2 separate regions of the Homo sapiens genome follow, and region 1 is linked to region 2. The links are chromatin loops, found by intact Hi-C in ENCODE. Cell type or tissue: heart left ventricle. All regions are shown on one strand. Each heading gives the region's core, and the rest is flanking DNA. Links, peaks and the distances in the headings are about the cores only.

Region 1 (15,988 bases), core at 5,062-13,061, 440 kb before region 2:
CCCCATTCCTTCCAGCCATAGAAGCTGGCTAGGAAGAGGAATTACTGAAGTGGATGTTGTGGTCACCACTCAGATTCTCCCTTAGGAGTGAGGCACTAACCCTCAGCTTCCCGGGCGATGGCTGTCAAAGTTGCCAGCTAAGTCTCTTAGAGTTGCCCTTGGCTGAGGGGTCATCCTGTCCACACAACGCATCCCACGAGGCCTCCCAGCATCCATGGGTAGTGCCTTTGCTTCATGCTGGGCATCCTGAAGGGCCATTCCAGCCTCAGAGCTCCTCAGGGGCCTCGGTCACCTCACAACTCAATTCCTTCTTCTGCTCAAAACTGCTTCCCCCAGTCCCTGAAAGGTGCTCTCTCAGCAGCATCCTCAGTAAACCTCCGGCATGCAAGTCTCCCTCTGAGAGTGTTTCCCAGGAAGCCCAAATTACCATGCAAGATGGTAACAGTCAACACCCCTGGCTGCAGCACTGTGGGAATTTTCAGGACATTAGGCTGCTGGGACCTGGCCGCTGCCTTTGTATAGCACATGTGTTGAATCCCTCTTAATCTGCTGTAATGCTTGTCCCCAGGACTTGCACAGAAAGATGATTGTAAGGAAGACATCTCCACCCCATGACTTAGAAATCAAGGGGCACTGAAGAAACTAGGCAATGCAGGACAGCAGCCATCTGCAGGAGGGAGGTCCCTCTGCATGAGCTCACAGCACTTGAGCCATCTGGAGGAGGGAGGTCCCTCTGCATGAGCTCACAGCACTTGAGCCATCTGGAGGAGGGAGGTCCCTCTGCATGAGCTCACAGCACTTGGGTCTTTGGTCTTCAGAAACTGCTATCAGTTGCTCTCTGTTGGTGAGGTGGTGACCGTGAGGCACTGCCCAGATGCCCCTTCAGGAAGTCCCCCAACTCCTTCGGTGCTGCTTCCCTCCTCACACTGGGCCTTCCTGGGGCAGCCCCCGCCAGCATGGGGCTACACAGATTGGACCCTTTCTGGAACTTGGGGCACCCCGGGGCTCCCCATTGGCTTGGCTGAGCCTCCTTTGAGATTGCATCATAGTTCAACCTGTCCCTTTCCCCAGCCCTATATGCTTCCCTTCCCTCCCTTCCCCCGGGGTGGACTGCAGGAACTTCCCTAATTAATGTCCTGTGTGCTGACCCCTGCCTGCAAGGCAGTTCCAGGGATCTCAAACTGGAGGGGTAGTGACGTCACTTCTTGATAAACAATTGGCACCGTTCCACGGAAAGCTCCAGGAGGATTAGGCTCCCCTAGCTCCAGCGTTGAAGTGAGTCAACCTCATGCCATCTTCTGTGGACACCACGGTGTTCCCAGGAGTGACAGCAGTGACGGATCCAGCCCTTCCCCTGCAGGTACTCACCCAGGCCTACAGGCCTCCCACGGACAGGGAAAGATGCTTTCAACACGGGCAGAGAACTGTTGATGCTTCAAGTCTCTGCCATCTGAGCGGAACGTGTTGGGGGCGGAGATTAACCTGTCATCAGTTGCGTTCTGGCATCTTCCCCTAAACAGAGCTCGGGGTGTGCTGAGTCTCCATCCTTCCCCCAGCGCCGCCTCCTCCGTGTGTCCTGTCAGGGAGATGAGGTGACTTTGTGTTTCTTCGCAGCTATGGGGAGATGAGGAGGGAATCGCCGGGTGTTGCGTCTTCCCTGTGCACCTGGGCCCTTAATCGTTGATGCTGCAGAGTGGCAGGGCACCAGAGCCCACCACAAGCCCCCGTGGAATCTACTGAGCTGAGGCCCCTCCAGCTCAGGTGTGCAGTGTGTGGTCTGAAGCCAGCCCTTCAGTCCCTGGCCCTGCTGCCCGATCCCAGGCTTCAGACATGTGGGGGATCCTCCCTCCGCCGGCCCCAGAGCGCTCGGTGAGGCCAGCGGCCCGCGGACTCTGTCTCCTGTGCTCCAGTCTGGCTTCTGCCTCCAGGCGACCACGGCACAAACCAGAAACGGTGGCTGAGGGCGGTCTGCAGCCTCCTGAGTGGTTTCCTGGGGGCACTGATCTGCGCTGGCCGCTCCGGGCTTCTCCACCTGGGCTCTTCCCAGAGCCTCCCTGAGTGGCGCTGAGGCCCGGGCACCTGAGTCATCCCTTCCTCCTTTAAACCTCTTTCCCGCGTTCCTGGCCAGAGGGGTAGCCTGGGCTTCGCTTACCCTCTTTCGTGTCATTAGGACTGCATTCCTTACCTAACATGATCCTGTCCTTATAAAATGCCAGATCCTTTTCCCTCCAGAAACCGGTACCATGACCTACTTTCAAGGTGCAAGAGGGAAAGAAGAAATGTACAAATAAAGGAGCAAAAACCTATAGTTACTGCAAAATTAAGACACATTCTATTCATGTTTAATGTGGAGGAATTTCAAAAATCTATAGTTACTGCAAAATTAAGACACATCTATTCATGTTAATATAGAGGAATTTTAAGGAGAAAAAATAAAATAGATCATAATACCACCTTCTCTGGCTCCTAGTCTGAATGAATTCTTCTTGGATGCTCCAAATTAAATATCAAAATTTTCTATTTCAGGCACTCCTCAGTATGGCTTATGGAAATACTGTGGGATATTGAAAACAAGGAAACTCCTCACCAAGAGAATTACTTTCTCTCTTCATAAATGAACCATGCGCTGTGCACAACACAAGTGGTGTGAATAGAGCCACCTGGCCCTGACTCTTTAGAGAAGATCTGTTAATAGAAAAGCACATTTTCTGAAATGATCCATGTGTAGGAACGTGCCAGGAGCCTGGGACTAAGAGCACAATCTCTGAGTCCCACAGCCCCTACTGGGGGCTCCATCCCCAGCACTGCAAGAATGGGAACATAGATCCATGTAGACAACTGTGTCCTGAAGAAGTGCACACAAACAGACCAGCACCCCAAATTCAGGATGGCTTGGGCTGCATTTAGGGGTTCAGTGGTCACTCGTGCTGCATTTGGGAGTGTGTACTTCCTTCATGTATGGCTGATGGAGATGAGGAAATGTTGTCATCCTATGATCTGTAGGATGGATTCATTTTAAAAGGTGCTCAGAGCTATCTCGGCAGGCCTTGCCATCTCTCAGAGGTGATGAGAAGGTGCTGGGGAATGTGTAATCCCAACACATGTGTCTCCTGAGACAACACGTTAGGTGTTAGGAAGCTTAAGACGGCCCTCAAGGGGAGGCAATTCTGCAGGAATGCCCTGGTAAGAACCAGTTCCTCCGAACCTCCGTGAAAAGTGTCCTACATGGTGTCTCCACATCATATGACCAGGGCACCCCCAAAGCAGAATGGCCCTCAACAGCAATGGGAACCCACACCCCCAGAGCCCTTGCACCTGCAGAGGTCAAAGGTTACCTGGTATTCAAGGCCCCAGTTGACTGATCAGGATGTTCCCGGTAAGAGTGTCTTTTCTGACCCTCCCCAGAACTAGGTTTTACACACAAATTCAAGTTTTGAAGATTTATAGACGAGAGATGATATAATATCTGGGCCACAACAGAAAAAAGCATAAGCAGCCAGGCATGGTGGCTCATGCCTTTAATCCCAACACTTTGGGAGGCCAAGGCGGGAGAATTGCTTGAGCCCAGGAGTTTGAGACCAGCCTGGGCAACATAGTAAGGCCCCGTCTCCACAAAAAATACACAAAAAGCTTAGCCAGGCATGGTGGCACGTGCTTTTGTCCCAGTTAGTCAAGGGGCTGAGGTGGGAGAATCCTTTGAACCCAGGACTTTGAGTCTGCCGTGAGCCATGTTCATGCCACTGTCCTCCAGCCTGGACAACAAAGCAAAACCCTGTTCCCCCACCAAAAAAAAAACCATGAGCTCTCTAGAAGGAAACCACCTGATGCTGAGGATGGTATAAATTGCTCATCAAACAGAACTCCTGGTTGTGGAATTGTTCATCATGGAAAAGCCCTGAGGATGTTGCACAGAGAGCCCCTTCCCTTGTGCCCATTCACCACAAACTATTTTATGTGTCTACTCTAGCTCCAGTCTCAATGTCACAGGGCCAGTGCCCACAGCAGCACTCAGGGCGTCATCATCAACTAGAGTCAACAAGGGACACAGAGGCCTCATCCACTGACTGAGCCAGGGTTGCAGGGGCTTCCCAGGCATGCGCCATGCTGTGGACTGAATTATCTCCCCAGGATTTGCATATGGAAGCCTAACCTTCAGTATGATGGTGTTTGGAGATGAATCCTTTGGGAGGTGATGAGAGTGAGATGAGGTCATGAAGGAAGGGTGAGGTTAGTGTCTTTCTGATAGGAGACTCCAGGGCATGCCCTCTCTCTGTCTCTCCACCAAGGGAGGGCACAGTGAGACAGTAGCATCTGCAAGCTGGGAAGCCATGGTGGATTTAACTGGCTGTGGAGGTGGAAGTGGCTTTAACTGGATGTGGAGGCGGAGGATTTTTATGACTCTGGGTTTAATGGTTCTAGCACAAAGTGGAAGAGGTCATGAGGCCAAAATGTTGGCGTTTTGTCTGCTAAACTCAATGGTAGACCCTGGTCTTCCAAGTGGCCCATTGGAAGAGCCTTCAGCCCACATCCTTCGCTGACTGAACGCAGGTGCATTTGCTGCCTTCTGCTGCTGGAACACCTGCTGCAAACCCCTGCTGGCCTGAAACAACACAAATGCATGATCTCCCGTGATGGAGGCCAGAAGTCTGAAATGGAACTCATGGGCTGGTACTCAGATGTCAGCAGGCTGCTCCTTCTGGGGGCTCAGGAGAGCCCCCAGCCCCTCCCCTTCTCCAGCTCCTGGAGGCCACCTGGACTCCTCAGCCAGAAGCGCAGTCAATGCAACCGATTGGCATCTTCAATCTCTCTTTGGCTGCAGCCCTCAGCCTCTCTTTCCATGTTTAAAGGGTCCCATGGGTATATTGGGTCCATGTGGATAATCCCCCTAAATTAACACCAGCCTATTAGCATAATTAATTCTACCCCCTTTGCAAGCTGACATCATCATATTCATTGTTTCTGGGGATGACGTTGTGAGCATCTCTGGTGGGAGAAGGAGAAGCATTATTCTGCCAGCCACTGTAAGATGGTCAGGAAATGGGGCCGAACTGGTGGCAACCAGGGAGTATCCACAGTTTCCCCTGTGTGATGAGAGGGAGAGCGGCTCACTGTGGAAAAAAAGGAAAGCCAGAGAAGCCTCTTCATCAACCCACAGATTCAGCCAAACTCACGAAGCAGTGGGGCCACTCCAGAAGGCACCAGGGCATCCGGAGCCAGGAGGTAGCATCATCTGTCAGTGCCAGTGGCACAACCGGACAGGAAGCCCCTCTTCTTGCCTTTGCCTCTTGCCACCTGCTGGGAGAATTTAGTGCTTATTCATCTTAGGGTTGGAGGAGAAAGAAGGGACTCTAGGGAGGTTTACTCAGAATACAATCCAGTTTGGGGGCCAGTGATGGAAGCACACATTCCCAGTGCAGCATTGGGATAGGGCAGTTTACTTAGGGCTTTTTAATTGATATATCGGGATTCAGCTGACCCTTCTCTGCAGTGCCTCCCACACCGTGGCCTTGTGACAGGCAGCCCACCATGTAAGACCCAGAGATTTTGACAGGGCCCATGTTTAGGAGGGTGATGCTTCTCCATCCACGCCTCGCTGTGCAGGGCACCTGTCCCTGCCTGGGTAGCAGTGGGGTTTGTGCACCTCAGCTTCGGGCACCGAGAATAACCTCTCAGGGCTCCCTGTGAACCTGGGCACGTCACCCAGCCTCGGAAGGTCATGGGTCCTGGGGTGACCCCGACACATGATCCCTTTCAGATGCCAGGGTCAAATCATGGTAGCCCCACACCCCAGCCAAGCGTGTCAAAGCGGGCGTGGGGCCAGTGAGGTGGGAGCAGGAATCTGATCAGGAGCTTTGGGGAAGTGTTTCTCACGTCCAAGAAAAAAACTGAGACTCTTCTTTGCGTCTGGGTATTTTCTCATCTGGTTGTGGCCCTTAGAAAGGCTGCATCTAACCGGCTACAAGTCTTCGGGTGTAGCCAGCACACATGGGGATGTGGGACCGGGAGACACAGGGAACAGAGACAAAAGCCACATCACTGTCCCTGGAACCCACGGCTTGTTGTTCAGTTAAAACAACAACAACAAGACGTGTGTGTGAGTGAAGTTGTTATATGACTGATGTGATGGCCTTCCCGTTCCTATCGATCAGGCATCCTGACTGACACGATACCCAAGCTCGTTGAAAATTATTCCAGAAATCTGAATATATGTTATAGGTATAATGTATTCTTAGCTAATGCATTATTACAAACTAATCTCCTCATTGCTATGTTAGATCATGAAAAATGGCAGGATGTTAAAACATACAGGATTTGAGTCTCTTTATCTTAAATATTCATAAATAAACTATTTTCTATGAAACTGTAAATTGCATCAAAAAGAAATATAAAGCCAATATGTGTATATCTTGTTGGGGGTGGGGGTGAAGAAGTAATCACAGTTTATTTCCACTAAAGTTTTAGGTTACTATACCTAAAGTTGGTTTACCTGAGTTCTATCAAGGAATAAATTTTACTTGTTACAAAAAAAGTTACAAAATGTTACATTTTTAAATAAAATTATAATAATTATTTCAAAACACATAATGATGAAAATCCAAAAATCAATCCTATTTATAAAACTATTGAAGTCTTGATATCTAAGATCTGACAAGACCAACATTAATTACGAGTAGACATGTAACAATTATAAATAAAATATTGAATGAGCCTCATAGGATATTAAAATAATAACATAAAACATCTTAATTTTGGGAATGTAAGACTGATTTAATAGCCTAATAGAATATATCTGTTGATCAAAAATAATATCCGTAAGAGTAGATAATCTAAAGATATTCGATAAAGTTCTGTATTATTTCTAAAATAAGCCTATTGTTTAGAGATAAAGGATTATTCTTTCTGTAATCAAAGATGCTCATTTTAAACAAACGGTAATGTTACATTTATAATAAATTAATATGTTTTACATCAGAAACATTGCAAATACACTTTATAAAATATAGAGGAAAAGATTATTATTGATAATCCCATGGCTGAATTCACTACTGCTTCATTTTCCTTCTTTATTTTACTTTACATTGCTGTAATCATATCATATTTATAAATCTTTACTTTTGTTTCACTTAAAGTATGTCATCAGCATTTCCAAGGGATAAAATAATCCTTACACACGTCAGTGCAATGGTTGCATAAGGTTCTCCTAGTGGTCTACCAGATGTAAGTAAACATTACTACCTCCAATTGACTGATGTGGGATCTCAGAGAGTTCAACTGGCTGGTCAGTGGTCCCCTCTGCATACCACAGCTGCACCAGGACCAGTCCACGAAAAGCTGAGGCACTCCCAGCACAGCCTCACAAGCTTACGGCAACTACTTAAAGACATTCTTGAGGCCTCTCTTAACTTGTGTTACCTAGCTTATCCTTGTGCTATGATTTTATCCTTGTGCTATAATGTTATCCTTGTGCTGTGATATTTTAGGAGTAAATCTGTTTGGACTTGGCATTCTCCATGTATGTTCCTATTACCTTTTCAGAGGATAAAATTTATGAGTTATACCTAGACTGTAGATTACAGAAGTTCTAATATCCATTCAACACCCAGAGGTTACAGACAGGATGATGATGAGCAAGTAGGTTTATTAATTAAATATATATATGTAACATGTCAGATCTCTGAGTATACTACTTATTTGTGTATCTCTTTTATGTATGAAGTGCTTCAGTTGACACATTCTTGTGACCTTCTTGTGGGTGGAGAAATTCCAGTAAGAACCAGGTCTATTTCATGGTGTCTATAAACAGAACTTGAAGCCTCTGCAGCATTAACTTTTTTTTTTTTTTTTTTTTTTCTTTTTTTGCTGGTGTAGACCCACTTGTGGATTTTTCCAGACTACATCAAGGGTTCTCTCTGAAGAATAGCCTCATGTGTTCACCCTTCCTGCGTGTCCTCACCCAAGGGGGCAACACCTGGTCTCAGCAGGCTCAGGATAAGCCTGTCCGTCGGCCTCCCGGCGTCTGCGTCTGCGTCTGCCTCTGCCTGGTCAGGGAGCAGCAGGAGCCGGGTAAGTGAGGCAGGCAGGCCTGGGGGTCTCCTCGGGTGGGCAGCGTGCCGGGCACACCAAGGGGTTTCTCCCTCCTTCCCCACCTAGGTCACCTGGCTTGGCGGGATGATGACTTACACTAACAACTAAAGGCATGAATAATAAGTCGTAGCTAATATTTATTGATTATGGATGATGTCTAGGCTGTTTAGGTTTCTGATCACATTTAATCCCCACAAACCCCTGTAAGACAAGCATTATTATTATCTCTATTTCACAAATGAGAGCAACAAGGCTGGGAGGGGGTTTGAAACTCGTCTTAGCTTTCAATGATGCAACAATGAATTAAACCAGGTGCACCTGGCGCCAAACCCATGCTCGTCACCATGCTCCTCACTACGGTTGCTCCTTGCAACCAATTTCTGTATATATTTTTTAATAATAATAAGAAGAACAAACAAAAAATCAAATGCAAGCCATGGAATTTTCAATGTTTCTTAATAAAAACTAAAGCGAAGGCTTCAAATCCCCCGTAGTCTGTAACTGTGACTAAAATGTGTGGCTGAGCCCCAGGGAGAAAGCGTCCAGCTGCTCGCGGTCCCGGCTTCTTCCCGGGTCTCCTCCCGCCGCGGCAGCGGGCAGTGCTCCCGGGAGGCCAGCAGGGGGCAGTGCTGGCGCGTGTCGGGAGAGGAGCCGAGGGCATGGCCGGCAGCTGGGAGCCTCGGCCCGCGTCCTGCAGGGTCCTGACGCAGGAACCGTGTGCTCTCCACACAAACATTGGGAAGGAAAGTACGGCGGTTAATTTGCAAAAAAAGGTTTCTCTCTTCCTCTGTATAGAGATATTGATATGTACATGTGTCTCTATCTATGTAGACATGAGGATGGATGGATGGATGGACGAATAAATGCATGGATGGACGGATAAATGGATAAATGGGTGATAAATGGATAGATGGATGGATGGATCGGTGGGGGGAATGGATGGGTGGGTGGATGGATGGATGGATGGATGGATGGGTGGGGGGAATGGATGGGTGGGTGGGTAGATGGATGGATGGATTGGTGGGGGGAATGTATGGGTGGGTAGATGGATGGATGGGTAGGTGGGTTCATGGATGGATGGATGGATGGATGGATGGATGGTGGATGAATGGGTGGGTAGATGAATGGATGGGTGGATGGATGAACACATGGGTGGGTGGGTGAATGGATGGGTGGAGGGATGGATGGATGGATGGATGGATGGATGAATAGATGGGTGGAGGGTGGGAGGAAGGGAAAGATGGATAGGTGGGTGGATAGGTAGGTGGGTGAGCGGATGAATGGATTGATAGATGGGTGGGTGGGTGGATGGGTGGGGGGGATGGAGGATGGGTGGGTGGAAGGGTAGGGGGGACGAGTGGGTGGGTGGATAGATGGATAGATGGATGGATGGATGGATGGATGGATGAATAGATGGATGGATGAATGGGTGGGTGGGTGGGTGGATTGTGTCTTTCTATGCATGTCTATAAAGGAAGATATACAGAGACTTAGGTAGGTAGGTAGAGTAGTGAGAGATTGGATCGTGGCTAAATTTAGGGGACTTTTTAAAGACTTATTTTAGACATGGTAATTTAAACATTTTAAGTCAACATAGATTTTAGATTTGTATTGTGCAGTTATTTTTTATTGACTCACCTTTTCCTACCCTCTCAATGAAATATGAATGACAATAGAATAAGGCATGTAAAGTTATAATACTGCTGGAAATCAGCAGTATTGATGCATGATTACCCAGGTACAATGACACAATTCCACTAGTCAAACCTAAGTAACACTGGGTCGGGACGTCAGGCTGAAAGGTGAAGGGGTGACTCCCACTTCCTCTGTATTGACCTAGCCTAGAGATGTTGGCTTTTCTCTGGCAGGAAGGGAAGACCCCAGCACCTCACAGAGCAGGTGCTTCTCCTCAGCTGACTGCCTCTGTCTCCCTCTTTAAGATGGCCCATCACAAGCCTGCAGCAGTCCATTCCAGCTAACAGCAGAGTGGACAAAAGAGTCATACCTGCATTTTGCCGGGTGCCCTGTCTCACGCCTGTAATCCCAGCACTTTGGGAGGCCGAGGTGGGCGGATCACGAGGTCAGGAGATTGAGACCATCCTGGCTAACATGGTGAAACCCCGTCTCTACTAAAAAATACAAAAAATTAGCCGGGCGTGGTGGCAGGCACCTGTAGTCCCAGCTCCTCGGGAGTCTGAGGCAGGAGAATGAATGGCGTGAACCCAGGAGCCGGAGCTTGCAGTGAGCCGAGATCGAGCCACTGCACTCCAGCCTAGGCGACAGAACGAGACTCCGTCTCAAAAAAAGAAGAAAAAAAAAAAAGAGTCATACCTGCGTTTTAGGATGGCCTCGGGGAAAGGCAGGCATCCAGACTACCATGACTGTGGGCCGTGTGCCTCCACAGATCCCCGCCTTAAGCTCGACGAGTTCCAACAACCACCAAACCGATGGTAAGAAGGGAGAACCGGACTCACTCACCCAGCCAGTGGGCAACAGTGGCCAACTTCTCCTCCCTCAAAACTCAGTTAACAGAAAATCAAGTAACAATGCATAAAGAGAGTGGTAGGAGAAATAAAGAAAATCAGAGTAAAGATGAAAACATACATTTCAAAATGGACTCTGTGGAAAACAAAATTCAATTTAATTGGATAAAATGTAATATTGCAAGTACTTCTTAAGGAGCTAGCATGAGCCTGGCAGCATTCAGCACACTGGGCATAAAGAGGCACCAAAACCACAGCCGAGCTCTTGCGGACCTGATATTCTCACAGAGGGAGCCAAAACATCATTAAAAAAGCGAATGTGTCAAATAGTGTCAAATGCTAAGAACAAAAGAAGAACAGAATGTGTGTGGCCCTGAGCTAGAGGAGTGGTCAGCAGGCAAATGGTAAAACATGCTTGGGTTGTGTTTTAATTAACAGGCAGAAACCTGAGCTCTGTGAAGGCCGAGGAAGAATGAGGTGCTGCAGTCGCAGGCATGTGGGGCCCAGCCAGGTGCAGGCAGAGGTGGGGAGGAGCGCTGCCCAGAACCGAGGCTCGGAAACTCACCATGTGCGTTCTGATTGAAGCAACCAGTCCTGTAGAAGGAAAATCAGCAATGAAGGCATGCTTGAGAATCTCCAAATGCAATAAATGCAAGAAGAAAATAAGATAAAAATTATGAGAAATGAAATACCTAAGTAAAAGGCAAAATATTGAAGAAAAAAAGATTTTGATGAATGTCTTTAACTTTTGAGATTTAAAAAATACCTACACTCTAGCCAAGAAAATGAGTTTACTTATAAAGAAATAAAAATGAGAATGGCTTTTTGGCCTTCTCCTGTCAATATGAAACTAGGTGTATCAGTAATCGATGCCTCTGCTGGCTGCCTTACAAACAACCCCAACACAGCACCTCAATCACGATCATTCACTTAACTTACAATGTGGGAGTTGAAGAAGCACTGCCAGCTGCTTTTTATTTAAAGTCACTCAATGAAACCGCGGCCAGACTTTACAGAGGTCTGCTGGTCATCTGGAAGGCTGAAGCGTCCTTCATGCACCTACCTGTGACCCAGGCAGGTAAACTCAAACAGCTGAGGGTCCCTGGGCCTGCCCCCCACTTCTTAATCTTTATCTGTCTATCTGTTTCTTTATCTTCTCTGTCTGTATCTCCCTCTCTCAAACTGCATCTGTCTCTGTATCTTTGTCTCTCTGTCTCTATCTTCTCCATTTATCTGAATCTCTATGTCTCTCTCTCTCTCTCTCTCTCTCTCTCTCACTTTGCCACATGACAGCTTCGTGGAAGCCAGCAGGAGGCACCCCCTGCCAGTATTGCGAAGGCACCCGTGTCCGTGTCCAGAAGGGAGTCTTCAGGAGCTCCACGGGGTTTTCTACCCAAGCTCGGAAGTGATGCTGCATTCACCTGTGCACCTGTCACAGGGGTCAGTCCAGGCAGGACCACCTCTCCATAGGGGGAGAGTCACAGCACGCTGGACATGTTGTAGACACACAATAGGTAGAGTTACGGCCTCTTTGAGGGAGCAGAGGCTTGAGTCAAGAAAGCCATATTCACCATTTTGTGGTTGAACAAAGAAGGGGGGGCAGCCCCCTCCCACCCAAAATTGACATCCAGACTAATGATGCCCCTGGCTCAGGTGGTCTGAGAGGCTGAGTTCTTGGTACCTCAGCAGTTGGAGCACCAGTATTCTTTTTTTCAAAATTGTAGTTAATTGAAAGTGTTGAAAATGTTGAATGTTTGTAACCATAACTTTTGCAACTTTGAAAAGAAATATACATATTTTTAAAGAAGAATTCTATAAAAGGTAATTTGAAAAATAAGTTATTAAAATACTGATATTATCAATGTTGACATCATCAAGAACTTTTTAGATTAAGTGAATATGCAACAGTAATAATAACTGCTTGTGTTTAATATTCAGATACTATTATAAAGAAACATTTTTATTTTGCTCAAATTTACATGAATATATACTTTTTTAAGTACATAAAATTTTAATGTTTTAGCACTTTCTTTTATTCTCAGCTGGATATTCTAGTTTGGATAATAAATTACACAGTTACTGCTGTGACGGGGCATTAGCCCAGCGTCAAACATGTGCTGCTCTTTGATTGATGTTTCGTGTGTCGGACTTCCATGAGAAACTCACAGGCTGACACAGTGACTGGACTGAGGCTCACCTGGGACACTCCTGGTCCTTCAGCCATAATACTCTTAGGAACTCTGATTCTCAAAGTAAAGTAGAAATATACAATGTACAAAGGAATTATTTTTAATGAGTGGGATTTCCCTTCTGGGGAGATGGGATATGCATCCTTTTCCCTCTTCCTCCCACTGAGCATAATGAATAATCTTGAACATTATGAGTAGAACAAGCATTAGACAGCTCAGAAGGCAGACTGGCTGGGGCCTCAGGATGCAAGAATGGCACAGAGGTGAGTTCTTGGACTCACCTCAGGGCAGAGGACTCCAGCAATATAGAAATGCTAACAGGCACAAAGAAAGCCCTGGCAGAAGAAAGGAGCAGCCTACCCAGACAGAAAACTTAGACAGTACCCACTCGACTCCAGCCACAACACATGCAAAACACTGCTGCCCTTCCCCATCCACACAAGCCAGATGGGGCCCCAGACTCTCACCCCCACCTGGCAGTAACAAGCCATCAGTCACTTCTAAGCCAGAGCAGTATCAAAGGAACCAGCTGCAACAGAAGGTTCCAGTGAGATAAGTAAGACCCAGAGTCTTCTGACATAGTACGAAATGTGCACCTCTTTCAATAGAAAATCCCTGTCATGCCAAGAAGCAGCAAGATCACAAAGTGGATGAAACAAGGCAAGCCATAGATGCCAACATCCAGCATAGAGGTGCTATCATAGAGTGACCTCACAGGGACTTAAAGCAGCCACAGTAAAGATACTTCAAGGGCAATGGCAAACATAATTGAAACAAATGAAAAAACACAAAGCCTCAGCAAAGAAATTGAAATCCTCAAGAAAGAAATAGAAAATACAAGGAAGTAAACAAATTTTGGACTGAAAAATCAAATAATAAAACAAGTTTGGATATTTGCAAGGACAATGATGACAGTCATGAATTAAGGATTGATGAGTATGATGGATTCTGTGCTACTGAAGCCCCCCAAAAGAAATAAATATATATGCCCACCCATCTTTGAATTCCATAAAAGGAAATTTCTAGAAAAGTATTTTTGAAATCTCTACATTTGGAAAGTTATTTCAAATTCTCCTCCCAATAAAAGATGTGTTATTTAGTGGAATAGCAGCAAGTTTTCAGGATGATGTTAATGTTCCCTTTCATTTTGTACACGTGCCAAAATGCATCAGTACGTAATCATCAGCCTTCCAAACTGTGTTCACACATTTCCCGTGCTAATATTTCACCCACATAACTTCATTTCCCTGCCTTTGATTCTTGCAATAACACATCTAGCACTTGTGAGCATGCACCGTCAGGCTGAAAAAGAGGCTTGTATCCTGTTAGGCATTACTGAATATTGGAATAGCCTCCTAATGCCTTTCCGCCCTTCCGAAAAAATCCACTCCTATTTATCCAGCACTGGTTTGGACATGAAATGTCCTCAATTAAATATTATTAACGTCTCAGTTCCTAAATAATGAATTTACATTTTCTGGTACTCTTTTGCCTTTAAAGCCCCTTTGACAGGCATTGTCTCGTGTTTTGGCCACAGACACTATGGGGTGGGGAAGATGAGTGTTATCACACATGCTAGCAGGTGAAAAGATTGAGGCTAAGATTTCATATCTGCCATTGTTTAGCTACATCACTAACCAATGTCAGATCCAGCCCAGAAAGTTATTGTTTTGAGTTTGGGGCAATGCTTTTTTCCAAATTTTTATACTTCCTTCTTATTCTTTATCTAAGCAAGCAAGAGCCCACCTTCTGCCCCTGACTAGACCCGGCTATGTGGCACGATTCCAGTGGGATTCACTTTCTGCCCCATCCACGGGTCTTGGCCTTTCTCACCTCCACCCATGTACTCAGGCCTTGTCATCTGCCTGGGATGCTTCCTGCCTTCTCTTTGTCTCTTTAAATCCTGCTCTGCAAAACATAGTTCAAATGCTCTTTCCTTCAGAAAGCCTTTCAGAGCTACTCTTATGAGCTACTAAGGCAATTAATTTTAAAGGAATTCACTCACCAATAAGCTTAAAAACAGATGTTGAGGTGTTTTGATATTTCACTCATCAGGTATTTATAGCTTGCTTCCCAGAATCAATTATAAGCTTTTTTTCAGTGGAAATATTCTTGAATTTTCCTTGAATTCTCACAGTGACCATAATATATAATAAAATAACATAGATGTGAACATAATATATAATAAAAGAACAAAATACCAGTGAGAATTTTATTTCCATGTCAAATAAAATCAACAAAGATTCTATTTGACATGGAAATAAAATTCTCACTGATAATACAATGTTCTAATAAAATGCTATAGAGCTTTATTTTAAGAATTCTCTTCTAAAACTTTCTGAGAATAGATGATGACTTGATGCATTTATCTAGAAGACGAAACACAGGTATTTCTTTTGAACAATGTAATAATTTAAAATGTAGGTTTAAGCTGACGTTTGTACCCAAAATGCCACTGTTAGAAATTGAGCCGTGGGTAATCTTACACAAGGTTGTTGCAGGAAGTTTCCAGCAGATGACTGTGAACAAATTGAGAGATGAGACAAAATGAAGTTCCGTGAGTCCAAAATATTACCTGAATGACAGGTCAAGGCTATAGCAGTAGGATGAGCCTAGCATGAGAGTAAAGCAGAATCCCAAGTAAAGCTCTGACCCAGGTCCAACCTTCCGGCCATCACAGGGAGTGTCTGGGAACCCATCCATTGAAGTGGAGGACAGAAATGGGTCCTGCTCATTAAGCTTTCTCCCTGAATCATGCCCAGTTATATACCCCCTATGTAAATGAAAAAAAAAAAACAAAACAGTAGACTTCTCAAAAATAGTGTAGCCTTACTAGATTGACCTTCTAAAATCAATCACTTTAGCTGTTGTATGCCAAATGGCTCCTAAGGAGGGAAAGAAGCAAAGAGATGATTTTGGAGGGGTGGTCAGAGTCCAAACAGAAATGATGGTGGCTTGGGCTAGATTGCACAGAGAATCTATGCAGAAAAGCTTAGATTCAGACATGTGAACTCAAGATATGAGATGAAGAGAAATATTTATTTGAGATGCATATTTTTCAAGATAATTTCTAGGTTTTTGACTGAAATAGCTAGGTGGACACCATGTTAACTGAGTTGTTGTCAGTTTGGGAAAATGTGTAAAAATCACAAGCTATGTCCTTGCAGACCTTGTGTCAATTCCCTCTTTTTATAAATGCAGCACCTGGGACACACTGGTAACAAATAACTT
Region 2 (15,988 bases), core at 3,722-11,721:
CTATGTAGCATCCCACTGTGTAGATGTACCACAATTTGTTTACCTGTTCACAGGCTGGTGGATGTTTGAGATACTCTGGTTTGAACTGATTATAAAAATAGGGACTATAGACATTTGTACGTGGGTCTTGGTGTAGATGTATGTTTTTATTTATCTTAGGTAAATACCTAGGAGTTGTATTATGGGGTTAAGTGGTATCCATATGACTAACTTTATAAGAAACTGCCAAACTCGTCCAGAGTGACTGCACCATGCTGCATTCTCACCAGTAACAGATGAGGCTTTCAGTGGCCCCACGTCCTCATCAGCACTGCCATTTTGTACTGGCATTTTTTTAAGCCATTCTCATTTATGTGTAGTGTTATCTCCTTTTGGTTCGAACTTGAATTTGTCTAATGATTAATGGCTTTGAGCATCTTTTGATGTGTTCATTCAGCATTGATGCTTTTTATTTGGTGAACTGTCCGAATCTTTGCCGCTGTCCCATTTTTTTGTTTGTTTTTGTATTATTTTGTGAAAGTTCCATACATCTTCTGATTACTGGAGTCTTTTTCATCACATGCGTGTTTTGCAAATGTTTTCTCCCAGCCTATTGTTTATCCTTTTGTTGCCTTAACAGTGCCTTACAAAGAGCAGAAGTTTTTAAATTCTGATGAAGGTCATTCAACTTATCAGTGCTTTTCTGTTATAGTTTATGTTTATTGTATCTTATCTAAGAAATACTTGCTTGGCCAAAGGTCACAAAGATTTTCTTACATGTTTTTTTCTAGAGCTTTTTAGTCTGTGGCTTTATAGTAAGAATTATGATTTATGTCAAGTAAATATTTGTGTATTGTACAAGATATAAGCTGAGGTTCTTTTTTTATATATGAAATCCCAACTGTTCCAGCATCACTTGTTAAAAACTCTATCATTTCTTTTTTGAGTAACCTTGTTACCATTATCAAATAATCAATAGATGTATAGTCTATCCCTGAACCTGTTCTGTTCCATGCATCGTTATGACCATCCTTCACCATTATCACAATGTCTTCATTAATTTTCATTAATACTAAGATGAGTATTAAGAGTCCTCCAATACCTTCCTTTAGAATTGCAGCATTCACAGATCTTTACTGAGATCTGTCAGTAGGAAAGTGCACCAGGGCTGCCAGGAGGACCCCATACAGCGACCCAGACACAGCTCAGTGTGAATGAGCCCATGGGGGCTGTTGATTCAGAGCACGTGGCCAGCAGTGAAGGCTGCAACCACCACAGCAGGACTGCCAGGCTTTGGGAGGAAGGGAAGGTCTGTCAGGGTGAACAGAGGAGGTTTCACCATAGGAAGCCAACAGGAAGCATCACCACAGCCTGTGTGGGGACCAGAGCAGCAAGGTATCGAGCATTGAGCTGGGCCCCAAAGAGAAGATCACAGCACGGCTGTCCAGACCAGGGCCACCATTGAGTAGCTTGGCCTCCATAGGTCTCCCTCACCTCTGCAAGCCTTTGGAAGCATAACTGACTCCTTTGGGCAGTGAAGCTCTTACCTTTCAAAATTAGGAGTAGGCCGGCACGGTAGCTCACGCCTGTAATCCCATCACTTTGGGAGGCCAAGGCTGGCGGATCACCTGAGGTTGGGAGTTCGAGACCAGCCTGACCAACATGGAGAAACCCTGTCTCTACTAAAAATACAAAATTAGCCAGGCATGGTAGTGTATTCCTGTAGTCCCAGCTACTTGGGAGGCTGAGGCAGGGGAATCGCTTGAACCCAGGAGGCGGAGGTTGCGGTGAGCCAAGGTTGTGCCATTGCACTCAAGCCTGGGCAACAAGAAAATCTCAAAAAAATATAAATATAAATATAAATAAATAATAATTAGGACTAAAACGGAGCTCCAAGAGGAAAATCACTTTGACTTTCTCATACTTTGAGTTGGTAAGTGCTCACAAAGTTATTTTTTCATGTGGCTATATTTGTACCAGAGTCTGTTAGATCAAATTGTATAAAAGTATAATTTCTATGGTTTAAAAAGTTTGAATATTGGCAAATTCATAGGGTTTGAATTAATAAATCATATTGGTTCTCATTTATTCACTTTGAAATTACCTATCTTGCCACAAATTCACAATGTCTTACTACACATGGTGCCTGCTTGGGAAGATTTCTCTCTTTTTTATTTTTCTAATTTTGCAGTCTGTCTTCTTCCCCCTCCTTAATGAAGGCTGTCTTAATATTTCAGGATATTTAATATACATATAATACTCGTATATTAAATGTCAAAACAGGCCTCTTGCTAATGATCTTTGTGATAGCAGCTTTTCATTCTCTTCTGACTGGATTTGCTATTTTCTTATGCTCATCATTCTGATCTATAAAGTAACTTGGACGATGTTGTTCATTTTGGTAAATAAGAACTTTTGAACAGTCACTATAAAAATCCTTAATTTGTAACCCTAAGCAAAAAACTCTTTGATCTTTCTGTATCCCCTTTAAAAACTTTACAGCATTTGGCCAGGAGTTAAGAGGACATTGAGATTCATTAAAAATTTACATTTTTTTATTTCTTACAACATATTACTAGGCTAGGATTTAAGCTAATGAACCAAAAGTAATAAGCGAGAAGGAAGAAAACTGCACCAAGGACCCAGCTCATTTACAAGCTGCCTGGAGAGCTGACTATAACTCAATAAACTTAAGGCTTTTCTTGAAGTTCTCTGGCAAATACATTGAGGCCAATTGGCAAATACATTGTCCTGAACTTTTATTTTCTCCATTAAGAGAAACTGTGTTTCAACAGGGAAGGAAGACAGGTAAGTGCAGAGTGTGGAATAAAAAAACAGCAGAACACAGGGTGCACCCTAGCTGGGGAGCACACAAGGTGCAGCTGCCCCTGAAAGTCCACAGCAAGAAGGCTGAGAGAGCGTGGGACAGCTGCCTGCCACCCACGCGGGAACAGTGCAACACGTGTGCACTCTGGAATCAGACACACCTGCTTCTTTGCTTTTCCAACACATACTGAACCTCACCAAACTTGGGTTTCTTCATCTGTAAACTGGAGATGAGAACAGAACCAAAATCATGGGATGGTTACAAGAACTAAATGCGGGAGAACACGTAAAATGCTCAGCGCGTTGGGGTGAGAGAGGGGAGAATGCTGATGGCAGGGCTGCAGGTCTGGGCAACAATGGAGAATCGCACAGGGGAATTGCGAAACTCAGGGAAGATGTTTAATCAGTCTGCTGCTCCACTAATTCATTGATGGGGGGAAAAAAGCAGATTATGTTATTAGAAAATGACATCAGTCAGTCCATAACAGAAGTTGTATTAATCTGATTTCACACTGCTGATAAAGACATACCCAAGACTGGGCAATTTATAAAAGAAAGAGGTTTATTGGACTTACAGTTCCACATGGGTGGGGAGGCCTCACAATCATGGTGGAAGGTGAAAGGCACGTCTCACATGGCGGCAGAGAGAGAGAACTTATGCAGGGAAACTCCCGTTTTTAAAACCATCAGATCTCATGAGACCCATTCACTATCACAAGAATAGCGCAGGAAAGACCCACCTCCAAGATTAAATCATCTCCCAATGGGTCCCTCCCACAAACGTGGGAATTTAGGGGAACTACAAGATGAGATTTGGGTGGGGACAAAGAGCCAAACCATATTAGAAGTCCAATGTAAAAATCAAATGTGAACTTGGAATTGGAGAGACCGCTGTATGCACAGACTTCCTTTAGCAGCATCAGGTGGGAAAGGCAAAGGAGGACAGAAACCAATCTTATTCCCTTTCTGAGCAGATCTCATTTTGTTTGAGGATGATTAAGGAAAAAAGGTCTTCTATTCATCCTTCGGAAACTAATTCCCACAGTGGTCCTTGAACCCATACTAGCTTTCTAGAAAACTCAACCAAATCTGTTTTGTAAACATAATTGGATAAGCAATTCTACTTATGAGAATTTTATCTTACAGATAAATGGGCACATACACACAATTTTAAAGGTGCATATATAGTCATTGCAGTAAAAGGATTGTAAACAATTTTCCAATCAAAAACGGGCTGAGGTAAAATTACATAGTTCAGTAAAGGTCTATACATTCTATGCAGCTACAAAGAAAATGAAGACACTCTCTCTGTCCTGATATATTAATAGTTCCAAAATATATTAAGTAAAATAGCATAAGAAGAGGCATATAGATCAATGGAATAGCACTGAGATTCCAGAAATAAATTCATACATTTGATTTTTAACAAAAATGCCAAGATAATTCAATGGGAAGAAAATAGTCTTTTCAACAAATGGTGCTGGGACAACCGGATATCCACATGCAAAAAAAAAAAATGAAATTGGACCCTTACCTCACAGCATATACAAACTTAACTTAAAATAGGTCTAAGACTCAAATGTAAAAATAAAACTGGCCGGGCACGGTGGCTCACACCTGTAATCCCAGCACTTTGGGATGCCGAGGTGGGTGGATCACCTGAAGTCAGGAGCTCGAGACCAGCCTGACTAACTTGGAGAAACCCTGTCTCTACTAAAAATACAAAATTGGCCGGGCGTGGTGGTGCATGCCTGTAATCCCAGCTACTTGGGAGGCTGAGGTAGGAGAATCACTTGAACCTGGGAGGCGGATGTTGAGGTAAGCTAAGATCACGCCATTGCACTCCAGCCTGGGCAACAGGAACAAAACCCCATCTCAAAATAAATAAATAAAATTTAAAAATAAATAAATAAAACTCTACAAATATTAGGAGAAAACATAGGGATAAATAAATCTTAATGATCTTGTATTAGTCAATGGTTTCTTAGAAATGACACCGAAAGAAAAAATTAGATAAACTTAACTTTATCAAGATTAAAGACACTTTTGCTTTAAAGGATAACACCAAGAAAGTGAAAAAAGAACCCATTTAATGGGAGAAAATATTTGCAAATTGTACGCCGGATAAATACCAAGTATGGAGAATATATAAAGAACTCCTGCAAATTAACAGTAATACGATACCACAATTTTTAAAATAGGGAAAAGTTCTAAATAGACATTTTTTCAAAGAAAATACACAAAAAGCCAATAATGGCATAAAAAGAAGCTCAAAGTCATCAGCCATCAGGGAACCGCAAATCAAAACCGTGGTGAGGCACCACTTCATGCTCTTGGATGGCTAAAATCAGAAAGGCAGAGAGCAAGTGTTGACAAAGATACGAGGAACTGAAATCTTCATACGCTGTGGTCGGAAGGGAAAATGGTGCAGCCATTTTGGAAGAGAGTTTCGCAGTTTTCCAAACTGTTTTGGTGATTCAAGTTTAATTCGAAAGGTTAAATGCAGAGTTTCCACATGACCCAGCAATTCTACTCTTATGTATATTCAGAATTGAAAACATATGTCCACACAAAACCTATACATTAATATTTATACCAGCATTATTTAAAATACCCCAAAATGGAAAACACCAAGTATCTATGAACTGATGAAGGCATCAACAAAATATTGTATATTTATAAAATGGAATGTTGTTTGGCAATAAAGGGGAAATGAAGCACTGAGACATGCAACATAACGAACCTGAAAGCACAAAACACCACACACACGATGATTTCCTTTATACAAAAATGTCTAGAATAAGCCAGTCCATAGAGATAGAAAGATGATTATTGGTTGCCAGAGGCTGGGCAAGGCAGGATGAAGAGAGAAGCCTCAGGTGCACCGTTTCTTTCGGGCGTAGTGAAAGTGTCCTGGAAATGCGTCGTGGTGATGGTTGCACAACTCTGTGAATAGACTAAACACTACTGAATTGTAACCTTTAAAAGGGTGAATTTTATGTTATGTCAACTATACCTCAAAACACCTGTTACACAAAACCGATGGGGCTGGGCATGGTGGCTCATGCCTGTAATCCCAGCCCTTTGGGAGGCCCAGGTGGGCGGATCACCTGAGGTCAGGAGTTCCAGACCAACCTGGCCAACATGGTGAAACCCCATCTCCACAAAAAATACAAAAATTAGCCAGGTGTGGTGGCGCACGCCTGTAGTCCCAGCTAGTCAGGTGGCTGAGGCAGAAGAATCACTTGAACCTGGGAGGCAGAGGTTGCAGTGAGCCGAGATTGCACCATTGCACTCCAGCCTGCATGACAGAGTGAGACTCCATCTCAACAAAAATGACAACAACAGCAAATAAACTGATAGAACATAAAATAATAAAGATATTTTAAGTTAAAATCTTAATTAATAAAGAAATGTAATCGATATTAGGATATGAAAAGTGTAAGCAAGCTAAATATTCATCTTTCATATAAAAGAATTAAAGAATGTTATCTGAAGCTGCAAATTTTAAAAAATAGATATAAATGTATTAGCTAGAGTTTTGCAGGTTCCTGCCAATAGAATTGAAAATAGAAAGAGCTCGAAGCAATGGCCTCTGGTTACCAGTAGGTTGTTGAGGAGGCGTGGCATGACTGTGACTTTCTGTTCTCAAGTGCATGTTTATTTTTACCAAGTATTTTAATTTTAATAATTTTAAATAATTACAATAGAATGAAGTAGAACTATAATAACAGCTTACAAAGATTTCCAAGAAATACGTTAAGAAACCAAGTTGCAGAAGAGAGCACACAATTTGATGCCTCGGATTTTTTAAAAAGGAGGAAGAAATTATTACATAACTATCTTTGTGTATGTCTGGGAAACGTCTGGAAATACGAGAAAGCATCGCAGCAACTAACCTGAAAAGTTCGACACGCGGGAGTGAGGCTCGCCGAGCAGGAGGCCTTGTTCCCTTGTAGTCTCTGGACTTTTTTTCCACCGTGACGTTTACCTTTATGGCGCTTTCACACTTAAATAGACAATGGGAACAACTCCTTTTTACATATTTGAAAATTCAGTCTGATTTTCTATTGCCTTTCAAATACTAATCTTCCGATTAGTTTGGAGGACAAACTTGAAAAGAAAGACAGATGATTGAATCTTTTTTTTTTTTTTTTTTTTTTTTTGAGACAGAGTCTCGCTCTGTCTCCCAGGCTGGAGTGGCGTGATCTCGGCTCACTGCAACCTCCCTCTCCTGGGTTCAAGCAATTCTTGTGTCTCAGTCTCTTGAGTAGCTGGGACTACAGACACACGCTACCACGCCCAGCTAATTTTCGTCTTTTTAGTAGAGATGGGGTTTCGCCATGTTGGCCAGGCTGGTCTCAAACTCCTGACCTCAAACAATCTGCCCACCTCAGCCTCCCAAAGTGCTGGGATTACAGACTTCAGCCACTGCGCCTAGCCTTTCAATCTCTGTAGAAGTCATATGTGAGGAGAGAGGATGCCACAGGACTGTTCTTTTAACAGGAAAGGAAACACACAACAACCTCTTCACTTTTGAGCTAAATTAAACTTGAGGTCTTGGAACCTTTCCTCATGGTTTTCCCATAAACAAGGTACCAAGAATTTGAGTAAACCAAATAATGAGGACCAAGAGAAATAGAGCAAGACACTGAGGCAAAGAATTAGTGACTGGGCCAAGCCAACGGCCAGTCACAGGAAAATATGGTCCCTGAGGGAAAGAAACAAGCAGCAAATAAGCCATACAGGGAGGGGGAGACAAGAAACTCTGGCTAGATTTTTATGCAGATTTTAAAGGCTTGGAATGGGGTTTATTTAACTTGAATTCTGATACATTAAAGATGCAGCATGCCCAGTTACAGTTTAATTTTTTAATAAACATATAAATTTCTTTCTTTTTTTTTTTTTTGAAATGGAGTCTCGCTCTGTCACCCAGGCTGGAGTGCAGTGGCACAATCTTGGCTCACTGCAACCTCTGCCACCTGGGTTCAAGCGATTCTCCTGCCTCAGCCTCCCAAATAGCTGAGATTATAGGCATCTGCCACTATGCCCAGCTAATTTTGTATTTATAGTAGAGACGGGGTTTCACCATGTTGTCCAGGCTGGTCTCAAACTCCGGACCTCAGGTGATCCACCCACCTTGGCCTCCCAAAGTGCTGAGATTACAGACATGAGCCACCACACCCGGCCAAACATATACATTTCTTAATGAAGGACTTGGAAATTTCTCCCACCAGCTTGACTAAAGAGCCCAGATCCATTAAGAATGTCTCTTAATGACCACTTGATGGCAGCATGGTTGAAATGCAGGCGCAGTCACTGGCCGCTGTAGTGTTAAAACTTTTCCAGAGCTGTTACAGAGGCAGCAGCCCCATGAATTCAGATACAGCTCTACAGAAATGTACAAGAACAGAAATACTTTTTCAGGCCCTCCAAAATAATTGTGTACCTTGGCCTTCGCTTGCTAAAAGATCAAGCAATGTTCCTTGGCATTCCCAGGAAGGAAGGAAAGAAGGAAGGAAAGGTTGCTCCATCCAGAAGAATTTTAATTTGTCTAGCTACAGTAATTAGATTTTTATTCACAAGCAGCTAGTAGAGAATCACAATGGAATGCACTTAAATTAGGTTAAAAAGGGATCTTTGAAATGTCATTTGCAAAATTAGTTTGTGATATACAATATTCTCCTGGCCTAAGGTTAAGTGGATTTGGGGAAATAGATTTCAAACCAATTTCCCATTCGAAGTTTTTCATTCTTCTCCTCCCCTCAGATTCTCCATTTGGGCATGCAGTCCGGAACATTCACCTCTTCTCCTTTGTTTTAAGTTGGAGGCTTCCACAAAGACCAAATCCTAGAAGGTACCACCACAGCAAAGCAGGCAGTGACTTCCAGCTGTAACCTGCAGACCACCAGGTCCCCCTTCCGTGAAGGGTCCTTGATCCCAGAAATAAATGTTTCATTTCTTTTGTGAGTTTTTGTTTTTACCATTGCCGCCTTCTTATCCTGTGATCCAAAGTGCAAGTAAGGAAAATGTGCATTGTTCAAAGTTAGCCAAGTGAGTACTTTTGTGTGTTGAGGACTGGCAATGAGGGAGCTTGTGAATGTGATTATTAAATGTATACTGCAGTAACTCGCATGGCACAGCAACAGAGACCAACTTCCAATCAAGGGAACTGGCAAGGACAAACCTGAAGCTCAGAACATCTGCCTGTGTTCTGTTGAACTAATGTCAGGAGGCTGCAGCCAGATACCAAGGGCTACAGGCCTCCGAGTTACATGAAGATGGGGTAGAGATGGTGCAAGCTGTCAACCAAAAAGGCCTCTGGTGAGTAGGAGAGCACACCTTCTTCCATTTCAACTTGGTGGAGAGGAGCACTCAGCAGCCCTGCTCCCCAGGACGATGCCTCCTCACTGCCTGGGAAGGAGAGCCCATCACAGGACCAGCAGTCCCTCCAGACACCAGTGGGTGGGATTTAAATGACTTCTATATTCAACACATATTTAGGAAAAGACTTCCAGTCCCATCACAGGTAGCTGCCCCCTTCCTCCCCAGTCCTGTCTCTCATGACCAAGAATCCCAGACACAGCACAGCCAATGGGTGCAAGCACAGCCTGCAGGGTGTGAAGAAGAAGGCAGGGTGCCCGGAGAGCCAGGCTCCAGGGAGGATGTGGACCTGAGCTCCTGGGCTTCCTACCACCCCTCATGGATTCCACATGGCTCTGCAGAAGCTCCAACCCTGGGACCACCCACAGACACACACAAAAGGAGCTCCAGGAAAACCGTGCATTCACCCCCACCCCCCAGCCAGAGGACCACGAACAGAGCAGCCCAACCACAGGAAACCCCTGCAGCAAGACTCATGAGACACACACATGGCCCATCCCCAGGCTCTTAGCAGGGCCGATGAGGGCTGGACCTTCCACCTCCCCACCCCCACTCCTGCCAGGGCCTCGGGCTGCGCTGAGCATCAGTTGGCTCCATCCCACCCCCTGCACAAGCAGGCAGCACCCTGACCTATCCAGGGCAATGTCAGTGGGTCCGTTGTGGAGCTGAGCCCCACTCCACCCCACCCGGCAGCAACAACCCTGAGCAAAGCAGTGTGACATGGGGCTGCTCACTGCCCTGTGCCCTCCCTGGCAAGCCCCTCACCATAAGAAAGGATAAGGGGTAGGGGGCAGGTTGAGTCCACTTTTTCCCCTCAGTATCAACCGGGCTGAGGAGGGAGCCCCCTCCCTGTGTAGCATCACTGAGGCTAAAGCTGGCAGTGGGAGGCAGGCCGTGGCACCGGCTTCCCCACAGCCTCCCTGGGGTCAGCAGGGCCCAAGGAAGCTGAGTGTAGCCGAAGCCCCACATCCACCTGAAGATACTAGAAGGGCCAGGGGAAGGTTATCATCACCCCACCTGCCTGCAGCCACCCAGCACGGTCAGGGCTCTGCTGCGGCTGTAGTGCCACGTGTACCCAGCCCAGCGGACAGCACCTGCTGCAGACGAAGACGCCAGCAGCTCGGGAGTCTCATAAGATATCCTAAATGTACGGGCTCCGATCCAAAGTCACTCAGCATACCAAGAACTAGGATAATCACAACTGGAAGGAGAAATAAACCGATGGATGACAACACGGAGATGAGTCAGAGGCTATCATTAGCTGAGCAGGATCTTCACATAACCATCATAAATACACTTCAGCATGTATGAATTCCCGTGGAATAAATGGAAAATTAGACAATTTTAGCAAAAGAATAAAGAAGAACCAAAGGAGGCCGGGCATGGTGGCTTACGCCTGTAATCCCAGCACTTTGGGAGGCCAAGGCAGGTGGATCACCTGAGGTCAGGAGGTCGAGACCAGCCTGACCAACATGGTGAAACCCCACCTCAACTAAAAATACAAAAATTAGCCTGGCACGATGGTGGGCACTTGTAGTCCCAGCTACTCGAGAGGCTGAGAGAGGAGAATCACTTGAACCCAGGAGCCAGAGGTTGCAGTGAGCAGAGATCATGCCACCTCACTCCAGCTGGGTGACAGAGTGAGACTCGGTCTGAAAAAAAAAAAAAGAAATTATAAAGCAAGAAAACACAATAACCAAAAGACAAACAAACCTAAAACCTCAATGCGTGGACTCAACCAGGACAGCGAGAGGACAAAAGACTGGACGAGGGCCAGAAGTCACCAACTCAGAGCAGCATTGAGGAAGTGGGCTGAGGAGAAAGAACAGACTCTCAGGAGCCTGTGTCATCCTCAGAGGAAAGAGAAAGTGAAACTGGAAGGTATATTTTTTAAATGGCTGTAAACTTCCCAAGTTTAGTGAAATATACTAAAGATTCAAGGATCTGAGAAAATTCCAAATGTGGTAAACCCAAAGAAATTTATACCAAGATACATCATAATCAAAGGTCTGAAAAACTAAAGACAAAGAAAAATAGCTGCAAAGTAGCCAGAGAGAAACACATTGCTTGTAGGACGTGCAAATTTTCCGTTTGAAACCATGGAACCCAAAAGGAAGTAGCAAGCGTCTCAAATACCAAGAGAAAAGGCCAGTCAACCAAAAGTCTATGGCAGGGAAAATGTCCCTCATGGACGGGTATAAATAGAGATATTCTCCAGTGAAGGAGCACTAAGAGAATCTGCCATCAGCAGGGTTACTCAAAGCATGGCTCGAGGAAGTTTCCTAAACAGAAGGGAAATTATAAAAGAAGCAATATTGGAATATTGGGAAGAAAGTGAGAACAACAGCAAAAGTAAAAAATATGGGTAAATAAATAGACTCCTTCTCCTCTTGAGTTTTCTAAATTATGTTCCATGGTTGGAAGCAAAAATGATAATGCTGTCTGATGTTCTCAATGTATGTAAAGAAAGTATTAAAGATGATAGTCATATTATAAACTATAACATAATATTGTAAACTATAATATAATATGGGGGAGGGAAAGTATGAAACGAGAGTTTAGGTGACCATATTGTATTAGAACTAACAAAATCTAGCACCACTAGACCATGTAGGATGTGTATAAATAATGAAGTACCTACAGCTACCATTTTTAAAAACTATAAAAAAGGATAAACCCCAAAACACTAGATAAATCAAAATGGAATTCTTAAAAAAAAAAAAAGTTCAAGTACAGGAAAGCCAGGAAAAACAAAATAAAGAAACACTAAACAGTGTTTTTATACTTCAGTAAGGACATTAAAAACAACCAGCCTCCGGGCACAGTGGCTCACGCCTGGAATCCCAGCACTTTGGGAGGCCAAAATGGGAGGATCACTTGAGCCCAGGAGTTCAAGACCAGCCTGGGCAACATACTGAAACCCCGTCTCTTTCTAAAAATAATAATAATAATAAACACTAGTGACTGCAGAAGCAAGGGCTGTCTTTGGTCGGCATCTCTCTGGTGTGTTTCTCGTGGGACATAATCTGCTGAATGCGTGGACTTGGAGTTAACTGAACCCCTTTCAACTTTCAGTCGTTCTCTGCATGTGTCTGAGCACGTGCCCCGACCCTGGAGCACCCTGGGCACTCAGCCAGCGTGGTCCTGACCTCACAAAGCCTTTGGATTCAGGCAGGAGAGAAAATATGCTATCAATAATTCAGGGCTTCTAAATTTGCTGCCAGCTGAGATTTCTGAAATTCCTGCCGTGTGAGGGCTTCATCCTGAGCCCTGTGTAGTGCCCCTGGTGGAGATGTGTGGTGTGCCCCATTTTACAGAGAAGGATCAAGAGAATCACGAGTATCTTCCGAGGTCATGTAGCATACAGCAGGGCGTGTCCTTCCACCCAGGGCTTTTCACCTCTCAAGAGTTTTCTAGAAAAATCTTAATTATTACAGGGTTTCCAGGGCAGGACTGAAAATAAGCCTAGGGTTTCTCGTTTTTACTATTTCACAAATGGTATTGTTTTATTTCTCACTTTTCAGCATTAATATTTCCAAAAGAACTGGGGACATTTTCTGGTGGCATACATCACTAAGCCTGTCAGTCCATGCAGGTTTCATCCCACGCGGACCAGCTATCACCGCAGGTCATTTCAACAAACAGCAATAGTTAGGAGCATTCAGCTCATCTAGTTTTGCCAAACTGATTTTTCTTTTTTATAAAAACGTTAGAGAGGGAGGGATAAATCACAGAGAAGGCCATGCCATGGCCACTCCCATCCATCTGCTCACACCCCTCCCCCTGCCTGCCTGGTCCTTCCAGCCAGGAGCATCCAAAAGTGTCCCGGGCAAAGCCCCTGTGGCTCTTTCCTGTCCCTCTGAACCCAGAGATGGACAGGAAAATCTCTGCACACCTCTGGGCCTGAGCTTACCAGAGTGAATTTTCCTCCCTCTAGCCCACAACCCATTCAATAGATGCCCTGAGCACCCAGGGGAAACATTCTACACCAACTCGACTCCACTTCTCCCAGCAGGGCCCTTGGCTGTGGGGGAGGCAAAGGCGTCCAAGTTCTCTGGTGGTTCTGGGACAGCTTGTGCAGGCTGAACGGGATGAATCAGCAACAGAACTGTATCCTCCCCTAAGCTACAGGGCTAAAAGGAATAGACAAGCCGACTGTTTGTCTACACAGAACTCAACTGAATTATTAACTTCGTAAGAAGTTTTCTATCTCATCTCCACATTTTTAGGTTATATATGTTAATAGATTTAATTACACTATCATTGCTTTCTCTACTTCTTCATATCAGTGAAGCAAAAAGAAACACATAGAAAAAATATGAGTAGTGGCTGCAATTCTCTTTTAAAACACTAAAAACATGAAACAAATTTGCAATGATGAAAAGAAAAAGTACCATCAAACAGTAAGCAAAGACTACTGCTTACTTTTCCTACATATATTTTCCATTCTCACCTTTGCCTTTCATCAAAGAATTCTTTATAGTATTTATCGAAGCTTGAGATGAACCTTCACTTATAGAAAAAAGGAAAGACTTCTGAACATCAGGAAGCGTGGGGAGGCTGCTGAACCACCTCCGATTCTCCCTGTTTGTTGTTCTACTTAACACGGAAGGGAGACAGGCATGTAAATATTGTGAGACAGTCTTGTTAAATACTCACACACATCATTTACATGTACGTGATGTATAGGATGAATTCTCTACATGGGTGTCCTTGATAACCCTAGTATTGCCCTTTCAGGAAACCTCTTAGTAATTAATTTCTTCCACTAATACTTGGTGCACATGGCTCTGGGCAGACCTTATGAGGCTTGACACGAATAGACGGTCACCCAGAGAGGTCACTCTGCAGACACAGGGTTTTGTCTTATTCACTGTGGACTCTTCAGAATCTAGACCAATATCACCTGATAGAAATGTTATATAACTTTGCACTATCCAACACAGTATCTACTAGTCCCACGTGGGTATTGAATTCTTGAAATGTGGCCAGTGTGAGTGAGGAACTGAGTTTTTTTAACTTTGTTTCGCTTTCACTCAATTTCAATAGCCAACCGTGTCTGGTGGACAACACAGACGTGCCTGATACAAGCAGAAGCTCAATAAATATTTGTTGTTAAAAGAGTGAGCAGCCTCTGCCCTATGGGGAGGGATAGGTATTGGTCAAATAATGACAAAATAAATCTGTAATTACAAATTATAACTTGGCTATTGAAAAGTGCATGATGGCCAAGTGCGTTGGCCCACGTCTATAATCCCGGCACTTTGGGAGGCTGAGGCAGGAGGATCACTTGAGCATAGGAGTTTGAGACCAGCCTGAGCAATATAGGGAGATCCCATCTCTACAAATTAAAATTAAAAATTAGCCAGGCATGATGGTGCTCACCTGTGGGCCCAGCTACTCAGGACGCCGAGATAGGAGAATCGCTAGAGCCCAGGAATTCAAGTCTGCAGTGAGCTATGATCGCACCACTGAACTCCAGCCTGGGTGACAGAGCAAGACCCCACTGAAAGAAAAGAAGAGAAAAAAGAGTGCATAGTTTCATGAAGGAATATAAGCAAGTACCTTGGGCCTCACGGAGACTGTCTCCAAGGAAATGGTGTTGAGGCCGAAACCAGAACAGCCATGAGCTGAACACAGAACCAAAGAGAAGGAAAGGTGAAGAGAGAGAAAGGAGGGGAAGAGAGCAAGAGAAGTGGAGACAGAGAAACAGAAATGGAGAAAGAGGAGAGAGAAGAAAGAGGACAGAGAGACAAAGAGAAAAGGGGGAGAGACAGAGGGAGAGAGGCAGAGAGGGAAGGAGAAAGAAATGGAGACAGAAAAACAGAGTGACAGAAACCAACAGACAGGAGAGAAAGAAAGAGAGAGAGAGAGGAGTGCAGAGGGAGAGGAAGATGGGAAGCAGCAGAGAATTACTCCCAGCAGAAGACGCCGCACATGGCAGCGGGAGGGAGCACGGGGCAGCGGGAGGGAGCACGGAGCAGCGGGAAGGAGCATAGGGCTTCGGAGAACAGTGTGTATCTGTGAGAATCTCACAACATGAGGTTGGGGGGGAAGGGGTGGCCAGCTCTGGCGGGCCGTCCAGGTCCTGTTGGGGTTTCCCTCTTTACCCTCAGAACAATGAGAGCCCACTAGAAGGTGGTGAGCAGAGAAAGGGCCCACAAGGTTTGTGATTTTGAAAAATCACCTGTCTACAGTACAGAAAACCAACCAGAAGAATGGACTGAGAGGAGAGATAGGCGGCTATTGCAGGTGTCCAGGCTACAGATGGTAACAGGCACTTCCGGGAGGGGAAAGATGGATGCTGCCATCACAGCTAAAAAAAGGCTAGGGCATGTCTGGGACTGGATTGTTTCCAAACCAGCGTCTTCTGCTGGGATGAATTCTCTGCTGCTTCCCATACCCTCAGAAGCCCAGATGGATGTTGTTGTGCTGGGAACGCCCTGTTCATCCAAGTTTCCACTCACACAATAAAAGCCCATCACAGGCCAGGCACACACTGTGTCATTCATTCATTCACTCACATCGAGGGAGTCGTTGCCCTCCAGAGGCCAGGCACGGCCATGGCCAGTGGAGGCTGAGCCAGGTGGACCCTCAGCCTCCCTGGCTGCATGTGTGCGCCTGTGAGTTCTCTAAACCAGAGCTGGCAGGCTTAGGGAAGCCGCAGGAAATTATCAGCTCTTATGGTCATGCATCTTCCCATCTATCAACTTACTTATTTAACTTTAAAATGGGTCACAGATATCATTTTGGCTTCAGAAGTATAAATTGGAGTCCCAGTATGCAATAGGGCTCACAT

Evidence for each region. Peaks named below come from ENCODE experiments on the same cell type or tissue, not always from the same donor. Only the 100,000 strongest peaks of a DNase experiment are listed, where the experiment ranks them.
Region 1: it touches region 2 in a loop (4-fold over the local background); 8 of 110 quality-filtered maps call a loop at or near these places.

What each region holds. Positions count from the first base shown.
Region 1 is chr18:77,643,696-77,659,683 of GRCh38, reverse strand. No RefSeq gene overlaps it. Among named protein-coding and RNA genes, the nearest start is that of LINC01029, 340 kb to the left of the region's middle. RefSeq lists an enhancer at 448-1,409 and silencers at 8,614-8,673, 8,734-8,783. In heart left ventricle, for the core only: CTCF peaks have their summits at 8,491 and 8,696 (motif pointing right); DNase peaks (open chromatin) are centred at 8,063 and 8,713; H3K27me3 peaks cover 1,766 bases.
Region 2 is chr18:77,204,146-77,220,133 of GRCh38, reverse strand. No RefSeq gene overlaps it. Among named protein-coding and RNA genes, the nearest start is that of GALR1, 38 kb to the left of the region's middle. RefSeq lists an enhancer at 10,749-10,808. In heart left ventricle, for the core only: a CTCF peak has its summit at 8,095 (motif pointing right); DNase peaks (open chromatin) are centred at 8,115 and 10,226; H3K4me3 peaks cover 762 bases; H3K27ac peaks cover 1,129 bases.